Linked DNA regions of Homo sapiens: region 2 is linked to region 1. A link is a loop called in an ENCODE intact Hi-C map of the cell type or tissue named here. Cell type or tissue: Calu3. All regions are shown on one strand. Links, peaks and the distances in the headings refer to the core of each region. The heading gives the core; the rest is flanking DNA. Region 1 holds the start of ALX1 (ALX homeobox 1). Region 2 overlaps LRRIQ1 (leucine rich repeats and IQ motif containing 1).

What was found. A loop is a pair of places that touch in the nucleus more often than their neighbours do. Peaks named below come from ENCODE experiments on the same cell type or tissue, not always from the same donor. Only the 100,000 strongest peaks of a DNase experiment are listed, where the experiment ranks them.
Region 2: it touches region 1 in a loop (3-fold over the local background); 2 of 110 quality-filtered maps call a loop at or near these places.

What each region holds. Positions count from the first base shown.
Region 1 is chr12:85,274,778-85,287,113 of GRCh38, reverse strand. It overlaps ALX1 (ALX homeobox 1), which reads right to left and starts at 6,894. Exons shown (of 4, transcript NM_006982.3): 1 at 6,627-6,894; 2 at 3,238-3,542; 3 at 133-261. The coding sequence starts at 6,852. RefSeq lists a silencer at 6,509-6,803. In Calu3, for the core only: no CTCF peak of the experiment used is centred there; a DNase peak (open chromatin) is centred at 6,583.
Region 2 is chr12:85,069,572-85,081,907 of GRCh38, reverse strand. LRRIQ1 (leucine rich repeats and IQ motif containing 1) reads right to left here. Exons shown (of 27, transcript NM_001079910.2): 11 at 8,810-9,001. Among named protein-coding and RNA genes, the nearest start is that of LRRIQ1, 39 kb to the right of the region's middle. In Calu3, for the core only: CTCF peaks have their summits at 4,876 and 5,085 (motif pointing left); a DNase peak (open chromatin) is centred at 4,977.

The DNA of each region.
Region 1 (12,336 bases), core at 1,948-9,947:
GAATGTTTTCTGAAGCTTAGATTTTCATTCTTGGCTATTATCTTACATATAATAAAGCCTATGCTAACCATTTTAAGAATATACAAACCAAATATCCTTTTCTTGATCAGTATTCTGTGTAGTTTAGCATACCTGTGGGTAGCTGTCAGTCCTTGGCAAAACTGATATATCATAGGTGGCAGCAAAATGGCTTTTCGCTTGTTGTATTTGGCCATAACGTTCCCTTTTTCTCCATTTGGCCCTTCGATTTTGAAACCAAACCTAATTATTTAATAAAAATTAGAATTTTAGCTAAGGAATATTTGATAAAGCAAATGTGATGTTAAAAGACATCAAACAAGAAAGGTAAACCAGGTTAAAAAAATTACGTAAAAAGAAATGTATTTATGTTAGAAAAGGATCCACAGATTTTACTTTTTCTTGTATCTTGATGTGGTAAGTGATTTTCCCATGAGACAAAATAATTTAATAGAAAGAGGCAGGAGACTTTCGGGAAATACATCTGATACGTCTGAGCCTCTGTTTTCTCATTTATGGAAAACAAAAAGCAATTAGATTATATGATCCTGAATACTCCATATATCTCCACATTGTCATGGATAAGTCTCCTTTAAGAGAATGCTGCAAGTCTGGAAGATGTATATGCCGTAACGTAAACTCAGTCAATCTATAAGCAAATTAATATCTGAGTCTATTAAAACTTATCTTTAAAATATATCACAAAAGTGAAAGCTCTTCTCAGTTGTGCTCATACCTACATAATCTTTTAAAATTTTAAACATAAAGATTACACCTAAATATATGGCAGCAGCAGGAACATCATGATTATCTAGAAATAGGAAAAAATGAGATTACATATTATAATAAGCATGACAAGAATTATAGGTAAAAAGGAATCATCTAAAGTTGAACTATGGTTTTAAAATACGTGAATGTGCTTATTACATACATTATGCAACTTATTTTCCCTTATGAAAATGCTCGGATATCTTTACGTAATTTCTCTAATTTAAAGCACAGGTAATGGAAATAATATAAGAAATAGGGCAGATAGAACCAAGTGTCAAGAAAGTCTATCAGTTACTGTGGCAGCTAAGGTCACTAAGCTATCTTCCACAATTTCTCTAATTACCTATTAGAAGTATTTATTATAAGAACCATCTTCCTCAGCAGGTTGGATATTCATTAATTCATACCTGTAATATTCCAATATCTTCACTTTAATATTAAAGGGAGATGCAGAAGATTATATTCAATATATATACTTGGATGTTTTTAAATGAACATTATAGGAGTAGCTTTTGGGAATCTAGTCTTCTTCACACAATTATGTTCAGAATATAAAATATTTAGGAAAAAGGCTAGAAATCAAATATAAAAAATGCAAGTTGTAAAAGCCTTTTGTTGAAGTTTACTTGAAATTTTCACTCTTTTTCATACTCAATTCTAATCTTGTATATCTTTACCTTCACCATTATGGCAACATATTAATACTCAGTTTAATTTTTTAGTACACATTACAAATTTAAGATGGCACTTTGCAGAGTTTTCAGCAATTGAAATGAGCCAGAGAGCTACATGTTCATTATAGTTTTAGTACACTGCTGATAAATGCATATTATCCATTATGCCAAGGCTCAAGACATCAACAACAACAAAAAACAAATCAAATTTTCTTGCTGTCTCCGCAGATGAGCCCCAGGAACACACTAAGGGAATTTAGTAATACGTTTTTGGGTTTTATTTTTTTTTCCATTGACAAAAAGAACTTGACAATTTCCTTAAAATGAGTAATAGTTACCACTCTTATGTGCAAAGCAGGAAAGAGAACGACCTGAGTAAATTAAGTTCAAGTTGGCTCTCTGTGCATGTTCTCAGACAAAAATTAATCAAGACTTGGTGAATGTTAAGGGGAAAAGATGCATTATGTACAGTTGGTCACTCTGTGTGCAAACATATTTGTTTATGGTTACAAGTATAACTAATTTAAATATAGACAAAGACAAAAATCTCAAACTTACACAGCGGGTGTTAATACTCGACAATTCTAAAATTCTTTGTTAGCATGAACTTTCTACATATTTACTTCCTGAACCAAGATAAAGTAACCATTTGCTTCCACAAACTCAAGTAAAAATCTGCTGCTTGTTATCCGTGTGCCACCAGATGTTGTCTCTAATGATGTAAGAGCCTTACAATTTTAAGAAGAAATACCGTTACTCGATTTAGAACAAAAATTTTCACTATTTTATTCATTCCCCCATTTTAGCAGTTTATGGGAATTGCAAAAATCAATACTTTTGTAGAGGAGTCAGAACACACACAAAGACCAAGGCCATTATCCTGAATTATTGTTGCATTTTAAACTCTTACTACTTGGAAACTAGTAAAATATAGTTTAAGAATATCAAATGTAGTCAAAATAAAGTACTCCTAAGAGGTAAAATTTTACCTGGTATGATTTTTCTTTCTCAAATTATTTTTAAAAATTAAGCATATTGGATCATCCAATTTAATAACTAGAATATATCTTATAAACATAATTGAGTATACACAAAAATTTACTTTAAAGCCATTATTTTTATTGCCTATGCAAAATTCATATGATTTATCTAGACTTTAACCATTATAATGGAATATTTACATGTTGACAACTACTAGGACTATAAAATTGTAAATGAGCACTATTTGATCTTGTTTTTAATTATCCATAGTGAAAACATTCCATGGTATACATAACAATTGGGAATTTGTGGGATTGTTTTTTTTTTTATTATGCCTCCAAATCTAGAAATTTCTAGATGTATGGGCTATTATACAAATAATTTACAAATACCTGATATATAATCTAAAAAAGAACCTTAGTGGCTAATAAAACCGAAAAAAAAAAAACAAATAAATATACCAATTACTAAATAGTCATGATTCTGCTTTTCATCCTTTAAAAACTGCTTTTGAAAATCAGAGATATATTATCATATTGTTATGTTTGAATGATTGTTAATTTTTATGTCTCTGTAATAACTTGTGTTCTTTTGTTTTACATATTGCGTGAGTTGTCAAAATTTTTGCAATTAAAAAATAATTTTAGTAGACATATATTCATATATATTACTCCGTTTCTCATCTTCAGCTAGGGAATCAGTTTGTTTCTTTGTGGCAAAATGCACTTATTCAATTATTCTAACACCATTTATTTTCCTATCCCATCCATCAAGGCCTCTTTTTGGCTCCTACCTGGACCCTGGCCTCAGTGAGCTCTGTCCTCAGAGCAAGCTGTTCTCTGACATACACATCCGGGTAATGAGTTTTCTGAAAGACTTTCTCCAGCTCCTCTAGCTGCAAACTGGTGAAGGTGGTTCGGTGCCTCCGTTTCTTACTGCTGGATACATTGCTATCACATTTATCCCCAAGTTCATCCAGCTCTCCCTTCTCTTGCATCCCTTTCACGGGAGACATTCGGAGACTGTTACAGTTGTCCATAGCTCTATTCAGTTCGGTGTGAAGGGGCTGTCCTTCTACTTTAGTGATCCCATAGTTCACTGTACCCAGAGGAGGAAAAACAACAGTTCTCAGGATTGTGAAACTCATCTCAATTAAATCAATAAGTAGAAGTAATTGAGAGTATCAAGAAATTGGCCTATTAATAATTTATTGTGCTAGTATTAATTCAATTACCACATTTCTATACTTAATTCATTGTAGGACAGGTTTAAATACCATTTTAAAATGTGTTCATGCAACTGCTATGATCTGCCAAAATCCGCAGTTCTATTTTACAGGATTTATAAGTTTATGCACATGTTTTTTACTTAAATTCATGTACTCGAATTAAAAGATGATCTGGGTGTTTCATGAAAGAAACTTTAAGTGTCCATGATTTTTGAAAACTGAAGCAAATTTAATGTCATGTGTTTTATTCACAGCAGATAAAACCAAGCTACTAATGTGGCTCAGAAAATATATTTTAATCTTAAATAATACCTCTGTACTAATATCTGAAAGTTATTATCCTCCTCCACGTAAAACGTACTGATGATAGATTTCAGATGTGACATTATTTCCACTAAATTTTGAATATTTCAACTTTATATCCATGTCTGCATTTACACTTTTTCTTCAAAAATAATCTACTAAATTGACAAAATAAATTTCATGCCAAATTTTGAATACGCTTTCTATCGGAAATTAGATTTAAGCAGCATTTTTTTTTTTTACCTAAAAACTTACGCAGTTCTTTTTAAAACATTTCATATTTCTGCTTAGCTAGTTAGATAAGTTTTGGGATTGAAAACTTTTCTATTTTCTCTGCTGAAACACAGAAATTAAAACAGCTATTAAAACATTACAGAGCATGACATCTGGCATTCTGTTAAGGGATGTTTAATTTCAGTAATTTTCTTCAGATTTGATTGCATGCTTGCAGTGTGATATAAAACAAAGATATATCATATAATGCCAAACACCCACAAATGCAATGGATGCACATAGTGAAATGGGAAGCACTTTTTAAAAAGTAAAGTCAAACCAGCCAGAATAATAATTTCCAATAGATGATCATACTTTTTTCATTTGTTTCTTTTTTTAAAATTACCCCCATAATGTATTTTTACAACTCTTTTCATCATTATACAAATATATTCAAGTTTAATGCGCATATAACTTCAATAGCTAATAATTGAGTACTGTGCATTTCAATGTCACTAACGGAGTAACTCTCAAAAATGTTCTCATAATAAAAAATGTCAAATATTTGAGGTGATGGCCAATTAACGTAATTTAATCATTCCACATTGCATTAAAAAAACTTAACATTACTTTGTACCCCATAAATATATACAACTATAATTTGTCTATATATATATATAACAAATTTTTTAAATTAACGGTTTTCATGCAAACGAAGATGTGATGTTAAACCAAATATAAAGAAGAGCCATGACTGATTAACAAACGGTTCTATCTCCTTGGGCAAAATTAAAGGGGGAACTGCAGCAATTAGGGATGGGGGAGGGGAAGCATCAGAGAGGCTAAGGGCATCTCAAGAGAAAGACAGGATCTCTCCTAAATTAAGCGGATGACTGCCTATGTTCATCTTCCTTAACACTTCTTTGTTATAATTCATCTTAATAGTGTGATATTTGTTTAAAAGTTGATAACGCATCAATTATGTCTCTTATTTTGGATTCTCGACTATTCAAAATAAAATATTATGATCAAGTCCATCCAGAGTCAATACAAGACATTGCAGAATCATTAAAGAAAGACCTGTCAATTCAAATAACGTTAGGCATGCACCTAAGAATTCCACAAATACAGATACCAGGTCTGAAACGCAGCCAGAAAACCAACAACTCAGTGTAAGAATAACAAAAAGTATACGCTCGAATCTTTCTAAATAAATGACTGAAACGACTTAGCTGATTATTTTCTCTATCATTTGCACCTTTATTTTTGATTTACCCTTAGTCAAAAGTTACTTGCAACGTTAAATAAAATTAGTTAAATATGAGATTAATAAAAGAAAAAAACTTGTGTTCAAAATATTTAGAAAATGAGCTTCTACAGGCCAGTGTTTTGTCAGATTTTGAATTTCTATAAAATAGGGGGCAGGGGGCTTGTTGTAAATATTTCACACTTAATTCGTTTGTTATTTTAAAGCAACCCGCCCCTTATAGCTTAACTGTGGAATATATACAATGATAAGGAGAAGTTCTCTTGGAATTGTAAACGTGCTTTAGCTGTCGCGATCTGAAATAATAGGTTAGTATTAGGTTACAAGATAGAAAAGATAGATGGTTTGTTTTGATAACATTTTGACTTGGAGATACTTGGGCATTCAAAGTTGAAGATTTCACCCAGAAGCATTCCAAAGACTCCTTAGGTGACTTTTAATGTGAAGTCATAAAAATACAAAACGTAGAATCTGGGAATGAGTGATTAGGCCGGGGATGGTTTGCCCGAAGCTATTTAGTGTGCTTTAGTGTTTAACAAACATTCAACGCGTGTTGTATTGCAAACGCAAAAAAAAGCAGAAATTACAAATTCACACACGCTAGAAATCTAGGGATCCTCAAACTTTGAAAATATATCGCCACGTCTTGGAAAATTAAAAAGATTTATCTTTACCTAAAGGAGCTCAAAGGGTTTTTTGTTTTTTGTTTTTGTTTTCCGGTTTTTTTTTCCCTACTCGTGACGACAGTGACGTACTCTAACGAGCTGTGATCGATTTCAGTTCCTACCGCCCGGACTGCAAGGCGGGCTCGCAGAGGAAGCGTTCTGTCTTGACTCAATTACGCTCTATTTAGCGCCCTATCAGTTTACTCCAGGAACCAATATTACAGAAGGACTCAGGGATCCGTAGGCGACCAGACCCTACAGCGAAAGGAGAATCGCTCAGAGGCAACCCGGTGCTGGATCTCTCCCTCCCTCCGCCCTCCGCCCCCAAAGGCTGCAGCAGCAGTAACACCGCTTCATAAAGCGAGCACCTTCCACTACCTTCCTCCACCTTCCAGGTCCCTCGCTCCCACTTTTCTCCTTTCTCCCTCCCTGCCTGATCAGACCGATCCTGCATTTTCGATTGCGGAAGGGCTGCGGCGGCTCCGGCTGGGGCGCTAGCGACTCACCGCTGCTGTCCTGACAGGGCGAGGTCCTCTCCAAGCGCACGTGATGCTCGGCGCGGGGCAGGGGTCCGAAGGCCTGCACGCATTTGCCTGCAGACGCTTTGCTGTAAAAGGACTCATTGTCCAGCGTCTCCATAACGTGCTCCAGAGGACCTCCTGCGCCCATGTAAAAGTCACTGTTTTTACTCGGAGGGCTCTTGAGGGCAAACTTCTCGCTCAGAAACTCCATAATCCTGGAAGACTGTCGCGTAGCTCCTGGGGCACAGAAACTGGAGAGCGCTGGGGGAGGGAGCCAGTGGGTGGGAGGAGGGAGGGCCAGAGAGGAGGGAAGGGAAAGCGAGCGCTGCGGCGTCGGGAACTGCCCCGCTCCGGTCCCTTTAATACGTCCCGGCTGGAAAAGGAGCACCCGAAGTTGCTTTTATATCTTGAAACTCAGCTGGCCTCCTCGGGCAGCCTCCCAGTTCTAATGAATATGAAAATAGGCGGGCGACTAACTCCACCCCAGGTCCCCCTCCGCCCCTACCCCACCCCCATTTTCCCCACTTACCCGGGCAGAGGGCGTCCAGGCCTAGGATAGACAGACAGACAGCTCCATTTCAGACAAATGCCAGGAGAGACGAGCCCCTGACACCCAGATTCATTGCCGCCGTGACAGTGGACTGGCATTTCGGAAGATCTTGGTGAGATCGCAAAGCAGTTAAACCTCCACTCCCTACTGCCTGCGCCTTCCTGAGCCACCCGTCCCCACCCCGCCCCCATGCCGGCCACTCACTACCAGAAAGATTTAGAGGCGTCTTAAGAACTTGAAAGGAAATATTGCTCTAAAAGGCTTTTATTTCATCCGTAAATCGTTTACGTGGAAGATTCACATTAATCCGAAGCCCAAGGAACCAGATGCATTGGCAACTGTTAATCGCAGCCGCCGTAGTAGAGGGGCCGCTTCGGCTTCTAACCGGGAGGAGCTCGGGGTCCGGGCCAGCTGGGAGCTTTACGAGGCCGTGGCCTTTTCTTTTTCTCTGGAATGCGGCGGAGTGTGGACGCGGTGGCGATGGGTGGGAGAGAGAAGCCGAGCAAGAGGCAATGAAGCCATTATACTAATGCCAACCAATTCCCTACACCCTCTTCGCCACCCTTCCCTTTGGTCCACGATTTTATCATTAGACCCAAATTATTTTAAGAAAACCCGTTAGGATCAGTGCCTTTGAAAGGCTTTTACTCTAATGCCAAAGTGAGGATTGTTACAAATAGGGGTTTATGAAGAAGAGGAATGTCTGCATATTTTTACAGAAATTACTTTTAATTTTAAAGAGTTGCTGTGGAGTTACTCCGAAAAGCGCTCTGGGAGTGAGTGGTGAGCGCGCGGAGCTGCGGGCACTCGCGGCGCGGCGTCCTGGGCGCGGACAGGTCCAAGGCCTCCATTTCCACCAGAGGGGATGGTAGGGCAGGCAGGACAGCACTGCTAGGTTGAAAGCCCTTCTGTGTGACTTTTGGCACGACTCTTGGCTTCCTAGGAGCCCGCGGCGCTTGGGGGAAATGCGTTCGGTGCCCTGGGCACAAAATCGCATTTGCGTCAGGCACCCTAAGCTAGCAAATTTGGTGAAAATAAGCCAGACAGGTTTTGGTCCAGGTAGGCCTCTGCTTAGACGTCCTGACACAGCCTTTGTCAACACTGGCACTCACAGCGGCCGTCGCGTTTCCCCAGACAAGTCTGGCAATTATGGTGAGGCCTCGGGCAGGCCGAGCAGCCCGGACTCTGAGGATGGTGAGGCCAAGCCCAGCTGTGGTGGGCATGCTGATGGGTTTGAGAGTTTCCACCTTCTGCGGGGGTCTTAGCTGACCCACGCCTCTTTGGTGAGACCTTCTTCGAGACCTGACCAGGCCTCAGCCAGAGAGTAACAATCAGGGAGGGCTGTGCACCCCGGAGCTGCTCCTTAGCGTTGCGCGAAAGGCAGGGTCGGCCTTAAGCACCCAGATCCGACCGGCGGATCCCGAGCAGATCAGCTGGCAGCAGCAGCCTTGCTCGCCCGGCCAAAGTCCAACCCAGACTGTTCTCCCAAGGAGGCGCACAAGCTTAGTTCACATGGCGCAGCGCTCAGTGTGGCCTTGAGCGCGCACTCAGATTCAGGCAAGTGGACACTATTCCTGGGACTAACTAGCTTCTGCTGTATTATTATTACTCTCTCCAGAGCAGTGCTGCAAGAACCAACTGCAGATTGTTAAATTTCAGGGGAGCAAGGTCAAAGAAAAGCACTAGGGACTGAGCTTCAGCAGGAAGCCAGGCTGCGTCGGGCCGCAGGAACTCCAAACCAGACAACCTGGCATTCTGAGGTCAGGCCCAGGGGGAGAGAGTGAGGTGTCGGAAGAAGCCATTGAAACGCTCTTCTTAAAGTGTCCTGTAGCATCCCGACCTTGCGTGAGCAGTAGCCTCAGCTCTGCGTTCTTTGGACACTTTCCAGCGGGCCCCCGGGCAGCCTTGTGGAAACGTTGAGTGTTGCGTTATTCACTCACTCCTGTTGGGTTAGCCATTTTCGATTCTTTCCTATCCCCTTCGGTACCTTCTTATTTTCAGGTATCCTGAAAGTCTGACTTTCTCTACTAAACACGGGAAAGATAAGAAAATGGTCGTTTAATATGTTTTACAAAAATTCACAGCAGCAACAACAACACCTATTGCTGACTTGAGGAAATATACAAACTAGTTATCAACCAAGTTATCTTGTAGAGCTCTGTCAGCTTGTTTATAAATATATGTCTTAAAAGCCCTAAATTTCCGGAAAAACATTACGTGTCTTTTAAATGAAAGACATGTGATACAAGTTCTAGGATACTTGTATGCCAATAAAGGTCCAACTCATAGAGAAAAGTACAGCGTAGCCAAGGACAAGAGCTGTCTAGTAAACCCGTTTCTGCCCCATTACCAAAACTCACTTTTGATGGTAATGGTTGAAGGGGTGGGGTGTAAGGTGTCACCAAACCAACATAATATCCCTGGAGCTCCCTGGAAACTCAAATATACTACACAGAATCCCGTGTGTTTTGTGACATGTAACCACATGTGCCCATAACAGAGGAAACAGCTAATGGCAAACTCCCATAACGAATGTTTAATCTGCAGTTTTTGGCAAGAAGCTGGGTATTTGGTTGCCAACAGCTGCATTACATGAATTTTGAGAGGTTGAGATGGAGTTTATGGTTATGACACAGCTCTAGAGATAGGGGCATTAATAATACATTGAAAATAATACTAATCAAAACAATAATAATTCAATAATTTCTAAAAGTCACAAGAAGGGAGAAGAAATTACATTGGAGATGGTCTCACTTTCCCTGAGATCTACCTGGGCTTTTTCCACCAATGCTTTTAGGATAGCCTTCTTGGAAATTGGCCACAGTACTTTGATAAATGCTTTCAGCCGTCCAGATCCAGCTTGGCTCCTACCACCACAGCTTTTAAAAGTCCTCCTCAATTCCAGCAAGTCAGCTTGGCCCAGGCCTCAGGGGCAAGTGTGTTCTGAGGGGTAATCAGCTCGCCATATACATATATATATATACACACACATACATATACATATATATATACATATATATATGTATATATATATGTATATATATATGATCCAGTTTATTAGGTCAGGTTCTAGTTGGGGTTTTATCTCCTGGGGCCTCAGCCCATCAACCCCAGGCATCAGTTTTCTTCTTTACCCACTTATTTTGCCTTTGAGAGTATTGTTCATCTTTTTCCATATTCAGGATATAAACCCAGGATTCAGCTTTCCTTCTTTTATGTCAGTCAAGATATCTAACTAGAATAAGCTGCTGTGCATCCTTTTCTGATTTACTTCCTTCAGATCTGAACTTTCTCGATGGGCACTAACACTTGCAGGAAGTGGTGGGGTGAGAGAGGAGGTAGGAGAGCAACAGAGGTGGGGAGTCATTGATTTCTTTTAAAACCTAACAGAATTTAGGACATCCTAGGATTTCAGCACTTTTGGATCTTCACTGCGTATTGATGCTTCTTCACATCTTCTTGATGGGGATGAGGAGCAGTGCCTGTGGGTGAGGTGTAGGGCGGGGATCAGGAGGAATAATGAGGGTTAACAAGGCTATTACAGATTCAAGTCTCAGCCTCTCTGAAAAACTTTCTCCTCTAGTAATTGAGATGTGTTGGAGCAAACTTGATCATTCCTCTGGCACCATGGGATCCTAACAGAGAGGGGGAAGCTATTTTGTGAAGATAAAGATGACTGATGCTACCATTTGAAGTGACATCTAATATTATTCCTGCGACCAGTTTGTTGTTGTTGTTAGGTGGCAGCTCTCCCAAACAGTGATTTGGGATATTTTTAAAGTATTTTTTTTTTAGTTCCCATTTAGAGCCTAGAATTAAAATAATCAAAGAAGTTAAAATTATTAGAAAGTCCATTGAAATGAGTATTTGACCCTCCCCCACCCCCAAAGTAGTGCTTTATTAGAAAGTAAAATTCAGATAAAGGATTCGCAGGTTAAGGCATCTTGACTCATTTTACTAAAAAAGAAAAAAAAAACCTCACAGACTAAAAGCTGCTTTTAAAGCCAGTCATCCCTTTGAAAATATGTTTTGGGAAATGAAAAAAATATTTACATATGCAGCATTAAAGCAGTGGTAGAATAAATGTATAGACCACTCTAGTTTCTTCTGATTTCGACTTATTGAGAGAAATGTCACACTTACATACTAATAGTGGGAATGTCAAGATAGGATTGCTAGGATTTTAGTCTTAGCACTTCCTTTTTGCAGTGAGAGTTTGAGGCTTATTGTAAGTAGAGCAAGGAAAAAAATGTGTGCTGAATCAGGCGAACTATGCCAAATGTAGAAGAGCAATGGTCTGAAGAGGGGAGGAGCTGGTGGAGAGAAACTTTCATGAAAAAGTACTAAAATAATTGAATGTCATGTAGCATGGCAAGATGCCAGGTGGCCTCGTGTTTTTGTGTGCTCTGCTGCTGTTTTCCCTCCCTGCCTTCATCTTCAGCCTTCCCACAGCTCTGCAGACATAACAGATACTGAAATATATTTTGCATCAAAGCAGCTCAAGAGGTTTTCATCAAAATAAAAATATTTGGACACACAAAGAAATATTTAGGCTTTTCTTTAAAATATATGCCCAATCCACCATCATCTACTCCAGAAAACACACCTACAGACAAAAGTGTAACTTTGTGAGATTTTTGAAGTTTCTGCCTTTAAAAAAAATTACACAGATGTTAATCAATGTTGTAAGTCTTTAAAGTATGCTGCTGCAAAGCTGTCCAGTATGATGAATTAAATTTTTACACTTATTGTAATAATATTATTAAATGTTTTGGTGTTTCATAAACTTCTGTTTTTTCAAAAAGTGATACTTGTTTCTGAATACCAATGTGTTTCAATAATAGTTTTTCACACAGTTGTGTTTTCTTAAAAGAGAGAGAAATAAACTTCTGTTCTCCTAAAGGATCCAATTTAAATGTAAAAATACAGTATGACTCCTTGACCTTGGTGCAAATATCTTGATTTATCTAGCATATGTGTGCACATTACAATAGACATTGTTTGCTTTTACTATAAAATGTATTTTATTCCAAACTTTAAAAATAATTTATCTGCAATAATCTAGTCACCTTTATTTCTTTCTATGGCTGTCGTCATTTTTCCAGGAAGTTCTGAACATAATAAAGACCGTTAACGCTAGACTTC
Region 2 (12,336 bases), core at 1,920-9,919, 210 kb after region 1:
CTACTAAAAATACAAAAAAATTAGCCAGGCTTGGTGGTGTACACCTATAGTCCTAGCTACTCAGGAGGCTGAGGCACAATAGCCTGAAACTGGGAGGCACAGGTTGCAATGAGCTGAGACCCCACCACTGCACTCCAGCCAAGGCAACAGAGTGAGACTGTCTCAAAAAAAAAAAAAAAAAAAAGAAGAAGAAGAAATAAAGGGCATAAAAATGACAAATGTCAGCAAATATAATTAAACTTTATAAAAATAATCATTATGTTTTCCTTGCGGAGTTAAATAAAAATACATTTAAAATCCTGCAACACACACACCTTTAAGTCAGGAAACAGGAGGTAAAGATATTAATTTGAGATAAATTAAGTGTGTACTTTTAATTTCTGCAGTAACCATTAAATTAATAAAGTATATAGCTACTAAAGGAATTCATGAATAAAACAAGAAATGACAAAAAAAAAAGCCAATCCAAAAGAAGACAACAGAGGAGAGGAAGGAGAAATAGAATATGTTGCACAAGCTTTCTGATTATAGTAATAATGGACTAGGTAATGAAGGACAGTTCATCTGTTGAGAAGTAGAAAAACTGAAAATTATATAAACATATCTGCTCAAGACATTAAAGGATTAAAATGGTACTACCGAATCATACGGTTAAGATTCAAAAGTGAGAAGATCACATCTTTCAGGATATCTAGTAATCCTCAGAAAGAAAGCTTACAAACCTAGGAGGTCACAATTTGGCTTCTAGGGCCCTCTTCATCAGAGTAGACCTAAGAAACCCCTACCTTACTTTTGGTTGGGATCAGCATGCACTATCCCTTAAGAGTAAGAATCATTCAAATACAGAAAGGGTTCTGAGGGCCTGAAGCTAAACTTCAAATAATCTCAATACCAATGTATAGATTCAACTACACAGAGATTGCCCTAAGTAAAAACTAAGGACCTCTAGAGGAAAATAATAATATACTAGCCTCTAATTGGTTCCACAATTTTATTTTTTCATAGTATTCTCTGTCTGCCAAATAATAAAAAATAAGCAAGAAAATAACACTAAGTGACCAAAAATAAAGAAAAACAACAAGTAATAGAAACTACCCACTGGAAATCCAGATAATGAAGTTACCAGACACAGAATATAAAAAAACTTTGCTGAACACGTTAAATAAAAGTTAAAATTAAATACCTGAATACTAGATACTATAAAAATGCAAATTGAATGTCAAGTAAAAAAAAAAACAAGTAAAAATTCTAAAACCAAAAACTACAACAACTGCAAACAACACTTTCATGGATAGATTGAACATTATATTAGATGTGCTTGAAGGACTAGGAAACTGTAAATTGAGTTAAAAGAAAATATCCAGAGAAATACATGGAGACAAATGAAATATACAATAATTTTGAGTATAATTATAAAAAATATACATATATAAGAAAAGTATAGGACATACATCTCATATAAAAGACATTAAATATATTATGCCCTCTATATTACATTAAATATATATTGTTACATATAATAATTATATCTGTTAACATATATTAAATCATAAAAACATGTGTATTTGGAATTTTTCAACATTGAATACAGACACTGAGCCACAGATTTAGGAGGCACAATGAATTCAGACAGAGTGAATATTAAGGTAACCAAAATGGACAAAGAAAAAAATCTCAAAAATGGAAAAAGAAAATTATATTTCAAGGATCAACTTAAGCCAGGAAAGCTAGAATACAATAAAATATATTTACAATGCAAAAATTGCAATACAAATGGTAAGTCTATACCTCAAATAGACACACACACGTACGTATATGTATTTGTGGGTACGTGTGTGCGCGTGTGTATTAAAAACATACTTAAGCATATAATATCTGAAGAATTCATCACCAGCAGACCTACAATAAAGGAAATACTAATAGATATTCTTTGGGCAGAAGGAACATTGTAGATGAAAGACAAAATAAAGAGCAATGGAAAGTTTATACTATATTATTACATAATAATACTACCATTGGTATAGTCATCTTTTCTATAGTAACCTAAAAGAATAGAAAAATAATATGTAGCTGGTAAATATAAGAGGAAAAAATGAAATAATTTAAAACCTCAGTCAAACCAAATAAGGGCAAAAAGAAAAAAGCAGGCAGAATGAACAGAATAAAAAATAGTAAGATGGTTTAATCTCAAATACATCAATGATTATATGAAATTAATGATATAACTAATTAATTGCTAAGGACTAATGGCTACAAATCAAAGCTAGAGTTTGTAAGCCAGTCCAGATAAAGCAATAACAAAATCAACAAATTTTCGTGTTACAAAAAAGAGACAAACTGGAAACAAAATTTGTAGACATATTTTAAGTAAAAAGATAGAGGCTGGGCATGGTGGCAGCTCTTACACCTGTAATCCCAGCACTTTGGGAGGTGGAGGCAGGCGGACCCCAAGGTCAGGAGTTCGAGACCAGTCTGGCCAACATGGTGAAACCCCGTCTCTACTAAAAATACAAAAAATTAGCCGGGCATGGTGGTGAGCGCCTGTAATATCCCATCTACCCAAGAGGCTGAGGCAACAGAATTGCTTGAACCCGGGAGGCGGAGCTTGCAGTAAGCCGAGACAGAGTGAGACTCCATCTCAAAAAAAAAAAAAAAAAAAAAAAGATAAAGATACATCATGTGAACACTAAACTAGTGGTTCTCAAAGTGTGGTCCAGAGACCTCCCAGAGATGCTTTTAAAGATTCTGTAAAGTCAGTACTGCTTTCATAATAATTCCAAAATGCTATTTGGTTTTTCACTCTCATTTGGTCAAGAGAGTATAGTGGAGTTTTCCAGAGGCTACATGACTTGTGATATTATAGCAAATTGACTGCAGAGGCAAATATGAGAACCCAGATGTCTTGTGTTAAGTCAGACATTAAAGAGATTTACAAAAATGTGTAACAACACCCTTCTTCCCAGTATAACTCTTTGTTTAGAAAACAGAATTAACATTTATAAAATTTTTGTGAATCCAAAAGTTTTATTATTTGAAATTCTAAATGAATTAATAAAACGTAAAAAAATTTTTTTTCGACTACTTGGCAATATTGCTAGACATAACCCATACAAATAAGTTATTTGAGAGAGGTCCTCAATAATTTCTGAGAATGTAAAACAGTCCTGCATCTAAAATAAAGCTCGTTTAATTATATAAGACACAGAAGACTAAAGCAGAAAGCTTTACTACCTATGAAAAGAGACGTTTTAAAATGATGAAACTGGTCAATTTAACAGAAACATGTAACAGTTATAAATTTGCAGGCACCAAATAGCATGCCCTCAAAAACATTTAAAGTAAAAAAATATATAAGAATAAAAAGATTGAACTACAATAATCATGAAGTCATTGCTAATATTATCAGTACCACACTTAATCAACAGGCAGGTGGCATAACAAAAATATATAGGTTCTGAAGTAGGCTGTCCTGAGTTGTAAAAAACAAGCCTACTCCCAAACTAGCTATTTGAAGGTAGACAAGTGACTTAACTTCTCTGAGCTTTAGCTTTTTTATTTATAGAGTGAGGGTAACTTCACCTCATTATGAGGATTAAAAATAATATTATACAGGATTTTCACAAGATAGCTACTAAAAATGATAGCTATTATTATTTCCCAATAATTATTCTTAATAAAACAAGGAGTTTAAAACTATAAATTTGTGGTGACCAAATAAGGCTTCAGAGAGGGCTGAATTTTGAGTCAAACATTAAAGGAGAAACAATATTAATATACATTCCAAAAACTCTATTCACAACTGATTAAACAGTAATCGATTCCATAAATGCACTTGGATGGAAGGGGTGGGCGGGTTCTAGATGTAAATGAAGTTAGAGTAAGTTGCTACCCTTTGTCTTTAATCAATTTTTTTTTTTTTTGAGACAGGGTCTCGTTCTGGTGCCCAGGTTGGAGTGCATTGGTGTGATCTCGGCTTACTACAGCCTTGATCCCCCAAGCTCAAGTGATTCTCCCATCTCAGCCTCCCAAGTAGCTGGAGCTACAAGCATGCACCAGCCCACCTGGCTTATTTTTTGTTTATTTTATTTTTTTATTTTTAGTAGAAATGAGGTCTCACTATGTTGCCCAGGCTGGTCTCCAACTCGTGAGCTCAAGCCATCTGCCCAGCTTGGCCTCCCAAAGTGCTGTGAATACAGGTGTAAGCCACCATGTGCTGTGATTACAGGTGTAAGCCACCATGCCTGTCCTAATTTTACAAATTCTTTAATGTCAAATAAAGGCTGACAACTGAGTAAAATAAACTTATAGCAAGTCCTATCTTAGGATACCATTAATTCCTTAACACCTCTAAGAAAATTATTCTTTCCCAGATAAAATATCCAATATTTCTTCCCCTGCCCTATTCAAAATAAAACAAACAATAGCCACAAAAATATTAAAGAGCCTTTTCAAAGGACTTAAATATAATACAAATAAAGACTTGCTTAAATATTGTTTAGCTTACTGGTTAAATATATTCTTTTAACAGCTCTTTTAAAGTTTCCTAGATCTCACAAAATAAAACTTAAGTCAAGTGTGTTTACTCTTCAAAGGGCTCATGCCCATGGCAAAATTAACTTTTGGCCATACTTTCTACAAATATCTATTTCAAATAATTCTTCCCACAGAAATGAGCCAATGGTCTAATAAAACATTCCTGCCACAGGGGAGAAAATTCTGTAAGGAACAGCAAAATTAAAAATGTTAAATTAGGCTGGAGGTTTTTCACTGAAGATCAACCTCCTTCAGCTGTTCACTGATTGCCATGTCTGATGGTTTTTCATTCACACATACAAATATACAAAGTTGCACTTGAGACTTTTTAATTTTAGTGCAAAAGTACTTCAGGATTATACATGTTGTATAGAAAGAGTAATACTGAAACAGGAATCAGGAAACTTGGATCCCAGCCCTACCTCTGCCATGAGTTAGATGAAAACTATGTGGGTGTTTTTTCATCTGTAAACTAAGCAGCCTAGACTGGCGAGATACCTAAGATCCCTTTCAGCTTTACACTAAGCATTGTGTTGCCCTTCAAAACTAACAAGTAAGCTAGCACCATCTAGTGGACTCCAAAAAAAAAAAAAATCACTGAATAGGTAATAGTGAAAAAGATTCTTATAAGCAAAATGTCTAGAGTTCTTACTTTATTTTTCCTCCCAATGATTCAAAGACAATATTTGAAAGCAAGAATTATTCCAAGCACTATGAGCCACGACACAGCAATCAAGCCTATGTGAAAATGTTAAATTATTTCCATATCTTTCATATTTACAATACTAGTGGGCAATTTTCCAGAAAGCAGTATTATCTAGAAAATAAAGAAGGAAAAAAACTCTTAGTATCTCTACTATTTACATGATAATTTTTAGGAATATATGATGTGAAATTTATAAATTGGCAAATATATTGCTTAAATTAAAGAAATATTTTTTCAGATTAAAGTTTTCCTAAACAGAAACAGATACATCATGAACAAGAATATAAAAATGATCATTTACTCTTACATGTTAACATTATATTTATTTTTATTTTTATTCAATATTTAATAAAAGAAATAACTTATTCCAATTCCATATATATAGAGAAAATGTATATCACTATGATATTAAAGTCAAGAGAGTCGTTTGTTTTGTGTGGAAAAAGTCAAGATAATCATTTATTTTGTTTATTGCTACATCCCCAGAAATATTTCAGTGCTGAAAAAGCGCTTATACATATAGGTACTCAATAAATTTATTTTGAAAAAATGTCAAAATCATTACATTTGTTCAGCATAAAGAGTTTTAATGTAGTATAAAAATAGTAGTAATCTTAATTATGAAATGTATATTTATTTAAAAAGTAGAAGAATAGAAGAATAAGGTAATTTAAAAATTAGGCACTAGAGATAGACTGCTGAGTTTCAAATCCTGTCTCTATCATTTACTAGCTGTGTAATTTTAGATAATCTACTTTACTTCTTTGTGTCTCAGTTTTCTTATCTGGTGGGGTCAGAATTTTTTTTTTTGTTTTTGAGACAAGGTTTCTCTTTATCACCCAGCCTGGAGTGCAGTGGCATGATCACAGTTCACTGCAGTCTCATGAGTTCCTCTCAACTCAGCCTCCCGAGTAGCTGGGAATGCAGGAGCATGCCACCATACTCAGTGATACAGTTTGGATATTTGTCCCTGTCCAGATCTCATGTGGAATTCTAATCCTCAATGCTGGAGGTGGGGCCTGCTGGGAGGTGTTTGGATCATGATTGGGGTAGGGGGGATCCATCAGGGCTTGGTGCTGTCTTGGAGATAGAGTTCTCACAAGATCTGGTTATTTAAAAGTGTATGGCAATATCCCCACCACCACCACATTCTGTCTCCCTTGCTCCTGCTTTTGCTTGCAACTTGCCTGCGCCAGCTTCGCCTCCTGCCATGATTGTAAGTTTCCTGAGGCCTCTCTAGAAGCCAAGCAGATGTCAGTACCATGCTTCCTGTAAAGCCTGCAGAACCATGAGCCAATTAAACCTCTTTTCTTTTACCTAGTCTTGGGTATTTCTTTATAGGAAGGCATAAATGGCCTAATACACCTAGCTAATAAAAAAAAATTGTAGAGGCAGGGCCCCACTATGTTGCCCAGTTTGGTCTTGAACTCCTGGCCTTAAGTGATCCTCCCTCTTCAGCCTCCCAAAGTGCTAGGATTATAAGCGTGAGCCACTGTGCCCAGCCGAAAATATTTAATAGTACCTAACTCATGCCAGTGATGTGAAAAGCAAATGAGTTAATTTGTATAAAGCACTTAAATACCTATTGGTAAGAAAGCTATCTATTACTGTATAACACTTAATTGTATTTTTATGTAAATAAAATGTAAAAAATAACTTTTTTCAAATATGGATTTATTCAAAATTAATTTAGTTTCAAAATTTTCTGCTAGAAAGTCAATGAAATTCAACATAAAATAAGAGAAATAAAGACAACTAGATTTTAAGTTATAAATCCCATTTTTCATTTGCTTTGGCTATTCTTACTTTAAAAACTAACTGAAAAATACTGACTCAAAGGACTAAAGGTTTTCCATGAACCATTTTATAAACTTTAACAATCATGTGGCAACATTCATTCAATATATTTTTTGCCACATCTCATATAGAAAACACAGTTTTACCAATTTTGCCTTAAATTTACTTATGGGAAATTTCAAACAAAGGACAACATGAAAGATTTTCTTATTTAAAATTGGTCATAAAATAGAGAGTAGAAGGATGTTACCAGAAGCTGGGAAAGTTAGTAAGGGGCTGGGAGGAGTTGGGGATGCTTGCTTAATGTATATATATATAAAAAAAACAGAATGAATGAATAAGACCTACTATCTGATAGCACAACAGCATGATAGTTAATAATAACTTAATTTTACATTTTAATATAACTAAAAGATTGTAATTTGTTTGTAGAAACAAAGGATAAATCTTTGAGGGGATAGATACCCCATTTTCCATGATATGATTATTTCACATTGCATGCCTATGTCAAAACATCACATTATCCCATAAATATATACACCTACCATGTACCCACAAAAATAAAAATTAAAAAATAAAATAAAACTGGTATGAATATTTCACGTTATATTTTTGTTTTTACAATTGCATAGTTTAATTAGAATGGAAAACATTCATAACTAATTTCAAATAAATTGCCTTAAAAAGATTGATACATTCACTATTCTCATTCACTTAAATGCAAATAGTATCAACCAAATAAATATGTACATTAATATTTTCTAATAAAAAGAATACAGTTAACATTACATATTAACTACTGTGATAACTATAGCACAGTAAGAATTAGAAACAAATTAAACTTGAAACTACCAATGTGAAATATTGTGGTATTGCTTCCAATTTTATTTCACCTCCTTAAGAAATATTATAGCATGGAATAGTAACTCACTAACTTACAAACACAAATCTATCTTTGTCTCCCTTCATAAGAGTTCTTAGCATCAATATATCACTGAAAGACAAAATCTATGCTTTTCACTTAGCTCAACCAGAATCTCTAAGCATTTCCTGAAGATGAAAAACAGACTCCAACTGCTCTTCAGAAAATCTACTTTCTCATGTATACTATTCTCACACTCAATAAATACAGTGTTTTCATTGTACCCAACAGACACCAAAGAAGTCTTTTACCTTGTTTGCTCTGTACTGCATGCACAGAGATATCTCAGGTTTATCAATTAATACTATGGCAGTTTTCACATAAATCTTGCTGATATCCTATGCCAGGAAATCCACTACTTACCAAAAAAATTCGTACAGCACTGCTGGCAATGAAAATGAAGTAAACGGGAATTCAAGCATTTCTTTTTTTACAAACAGCCTTTCTTTTCTTTTTAAAGTTTGCTTCAGTGTGTGCCAATATAGTAACATACATTATCAATGCACTTGCCTTCACTCCAACAACAACAAAATTATTTTAAACTAAAATTTTAAAGTAAAAATATTTGTGTCAAAACTATCAGCATTTCCATATGGAAGAAGTCATAGTAATCCAAAGCAGGCAGCACAAGAACGCAGGCAAATAAACACATTAAAGCATGTTATATGTTATATTTTCAAAAGTATGCCTTGAAATGTTTGCAAAATAAAGCTTATTTTGTGAAAACAGCTATATTTTACCTATATTTAAAAAAATAAAGGAGATGATGGTGACTGCCTAGATCCAACCCTCCCCATACCTCCTCTAGAAATCCATAAAGAGTAACAAAATAAAAAATAAACACAACTTACAATTCCAGTATAAGTGGGAGATAAGGAAATTACAATCTGAATTTTTTGTAAGTGAGGTAATAGGTATCCAGGACCAACATAATCCAGTTGGAATCCAGACTTGTGCCAGGGATAAGTAAGAAGTGGAGGTGCCCAAGTGATGGCAGAACCCTGCATTGTCAACAAGTTTTTCTTCCAGAAAGAAGGAATATCCTGAGTAGGATGACAGAATTAAGACCAAATATATAAGACGAATTAATAAATGCAAGTGGTTATAGCTTATATGAGAAAAAAATTTAAACCTGGAGCAAAAAATAAAACCTAAATCTATACTGTATAAAAATAAATGTCTAAACTTGATTCAAAAGGTTAAAAATAAAAAAGATGGCCAGGTAGGCAAACAAAAATAAAAATAAACCATATCGGACAAGGTAGAATTTAGTTTCAAAGGCATTAAAGAGAGAATGAAAAAAACATAATAGTCAAAGCTAAAATTTACGAAAAAGATAAGACATTTATAAAATTGCACGGCAGTAACATTCACAAAACAGAAACCAAAGGATTTACCAAAAAAAAAAAGGCTGATTAACGACAAATCAATAACAAGCAAATTCACAGGCAACTTCCTCAGTCCAAAGTAAATCAAGCAAACAGATCACCTTTAAAAAAATTATCAGTAAGGTAGATCTTACACATGCAAAATAAACTCTTTATCCCAATAATAAAAAACCCTGCCTCCTTTTCAAGTACACCTAAAACATTCATGAAAATTGACCACATATTAGATTAGCAAGACAGCCAAAATAAGTTCCAAAAACAGAAATAGCATAAAAATTATTCTCTGGCTATAAAGCAATAAAACTGAAAAGAATCACCAAAAAAAATGACCTTTCTATATGGAAATTTTAAATCTAAGGTAAAACATTTTTAAAAACCCTAAAATTATGAAAATGATGAAAATATCTACATGTCACAAGTTACAGAATAAGCATTGCTCAGAGGAAAATCTATAGATTTAAGTATGTCAATACGATTGAAAAAATTTAAAAATAATTGTATGAAATATTTAACTCAAAATAGAAAAGAACAGCATAATAAACAGAAAAGAAAAAGCCAAGAAACTAGTATTACCATGCATTTGTGGTAAAAGTACTAAATGGCAATGATATGGTTTGGTTGTGTCCCCACCCATATCTCACCTTGAATTGTAATAATCCCCACACGTCAAGGGCAGGCCAGGTGGAGATAACTGAATCATGGGAGAAGTTTCCTCCATACTGTTTTTGTGGTAGTGAATAAGTCTCACAAGATCTGATGGTTTTAAAAATGGGAGTTCCCCTGCACAAGCCCTTTGGCCTGCCACCATGTAAGACATCCCTTTGCTCTTGCATTGTCTTCCTCCATGATTTTGAGGCCCCAGCCGTGTGGAACTGTGAGTCTATTAAACCTCTTTCCTTTATAAATCACCCATTCTCGGCTATGTCTTTATCAGCAGCATGAGAATAGGCACAATATATATAAAGGGAGTCTGACACTATCTTCCTAATTATAGGTATCTTTTGACCCATTGATACAAATTGCAGGAAATTAACCTGAAGATATATCTGATCAAATATGAAATTAAATAGGTGTCATATTCATTATGGTAATATGGAAGATTGGAAACCATTCAATATCCATCAGCAAGGCAAAAATAGGAAAACTCTGCTCATTTCACACAATAGAATATTAAGTAGCTATGGAAAAATAATTATAAGTTCCATAATATGTTGTTAAGTAAAAAAAGCAAGACAAAGAACAGTACTTAAAATATGCTACATTTTGTGAGAGGATTAGCATACATAACATGTATTTCCTTAGATACGTGCATATATATAGATGCACACATATATATGTTTTACGTATTATATATGTACATATTATACAAAAATTCCACATATAAGAGTAAATGCGAGAGAAGAGTGAAAAGGATGGACTAATGCACAATATCTTGAGTATGCTTTTTTAATGTAGTTTTCATCTTGGAATCATGAATCTGTGTTACATATAAAAGTTAAACACAATCAAATGGGAAAAGTGAATTAATTTATCAAATTAATTTAGCAAACTAAATTATCAATTTATAATCTAATCCCAAAGATAAACTATTTCAAATGATTTTATAACATACTATTTTAATCATATCTGTTTGGGATAGTGCAAGGACAAAAAATGTAAATAAATCTTAAAATTAGTAAGCTATATTATAAATAGTAATAGTGGCATTGTTGTTTTGAAGCTATTTTATGGATAAGATATGGCACGTGGTTATATTAATGTTGCCATAAACCAAGGAATATAGTGGAAGAAAAAATGAATACAGCTATAAGTCTAAAGCATATTTGCTATCCTCAATTCAAGTTCACAATACAAAACAATTAGAGTATCAAAACGAATAACAGAGCAACTGACTGAAATATTCTGAGCTGTAAAAATGTATATTTTCATAAGAATATTGAGAGAGAGAGAGAAAGGTAGAACAAGTAGTAAAACAAACTAAACAAACAAACAAAAAACAAGTTGGCACCACTGAAAGTAACTAGAGTCACTAAGACTTTAAGAATTTCTCCATACAATAGTAAGCATTTAGCCCTGTCATTCTGCTACAAACCATTTCAGGATAACAAAATAGTTCTAATTGATTAAAGAATTCCAGCTTAAAGGCTGTGGAAGAAATGATCAAATAGAAAATTCACAAATCACATCCTCTGCTGCATTAATTGATCCAGGTCATATTAATTAACGGATGAACATTAGATGAAAGGTTGATGGCGAGCTTTATAATGGAGCGTTTAGGCTATCATCAGCTACACCAAACACTCAAGTGTAGCATCACTAAAAGTAAATCGTCAAATACTGTATGACTGCGGATGCAATCAAATATAAAGCACAGAACACCACCTATGAAGAATTCCCGCCAAAGCAGCTTACTTTTTAACTTAATCAAACCGTTTTTAACTAACTTCAATTTATAGAAAATACAGAGCTTATGGTTTTAGGTCTAACATTTAAGTCTTTAATCCATCTTGAAGAAAACCTAGGCAATACCATTCAGGACATAGGCATGGGCAAGGACTTCATGTCTAAAACACCAAAAGCAATGGCAACAAAAGCCAAAATTGACAAATGGGATCTAATTAAACTAAAGAGCTTCTGCACAGCAAAAGAAACTACCATCAGAGTGAACAGGCAACCTACAGAATGGGAGAAAATGTTTGCAACCTACTCATCTGACAAAGGGCTAATATCCAGAATCTACAATGAACTCCAACAAACTCACAAGAAAAAAACAAACAACCCCATCAAAAAGTAGGCGAAGGATATGAAGACACTTGTCAAAAGAAGACATTTATGCAGCCAAAAAACACATGAAAAAATGTTCATCATCACTGGCCATCAGAGAAATGCAAATCAAAATCACAATGAGATACCATCTCACACCAGTTAGAATGGCAATCATTAAAAAGTCAGGAAACAACAAGTGCTGGAGAGGATGTGGAGAAATAGGA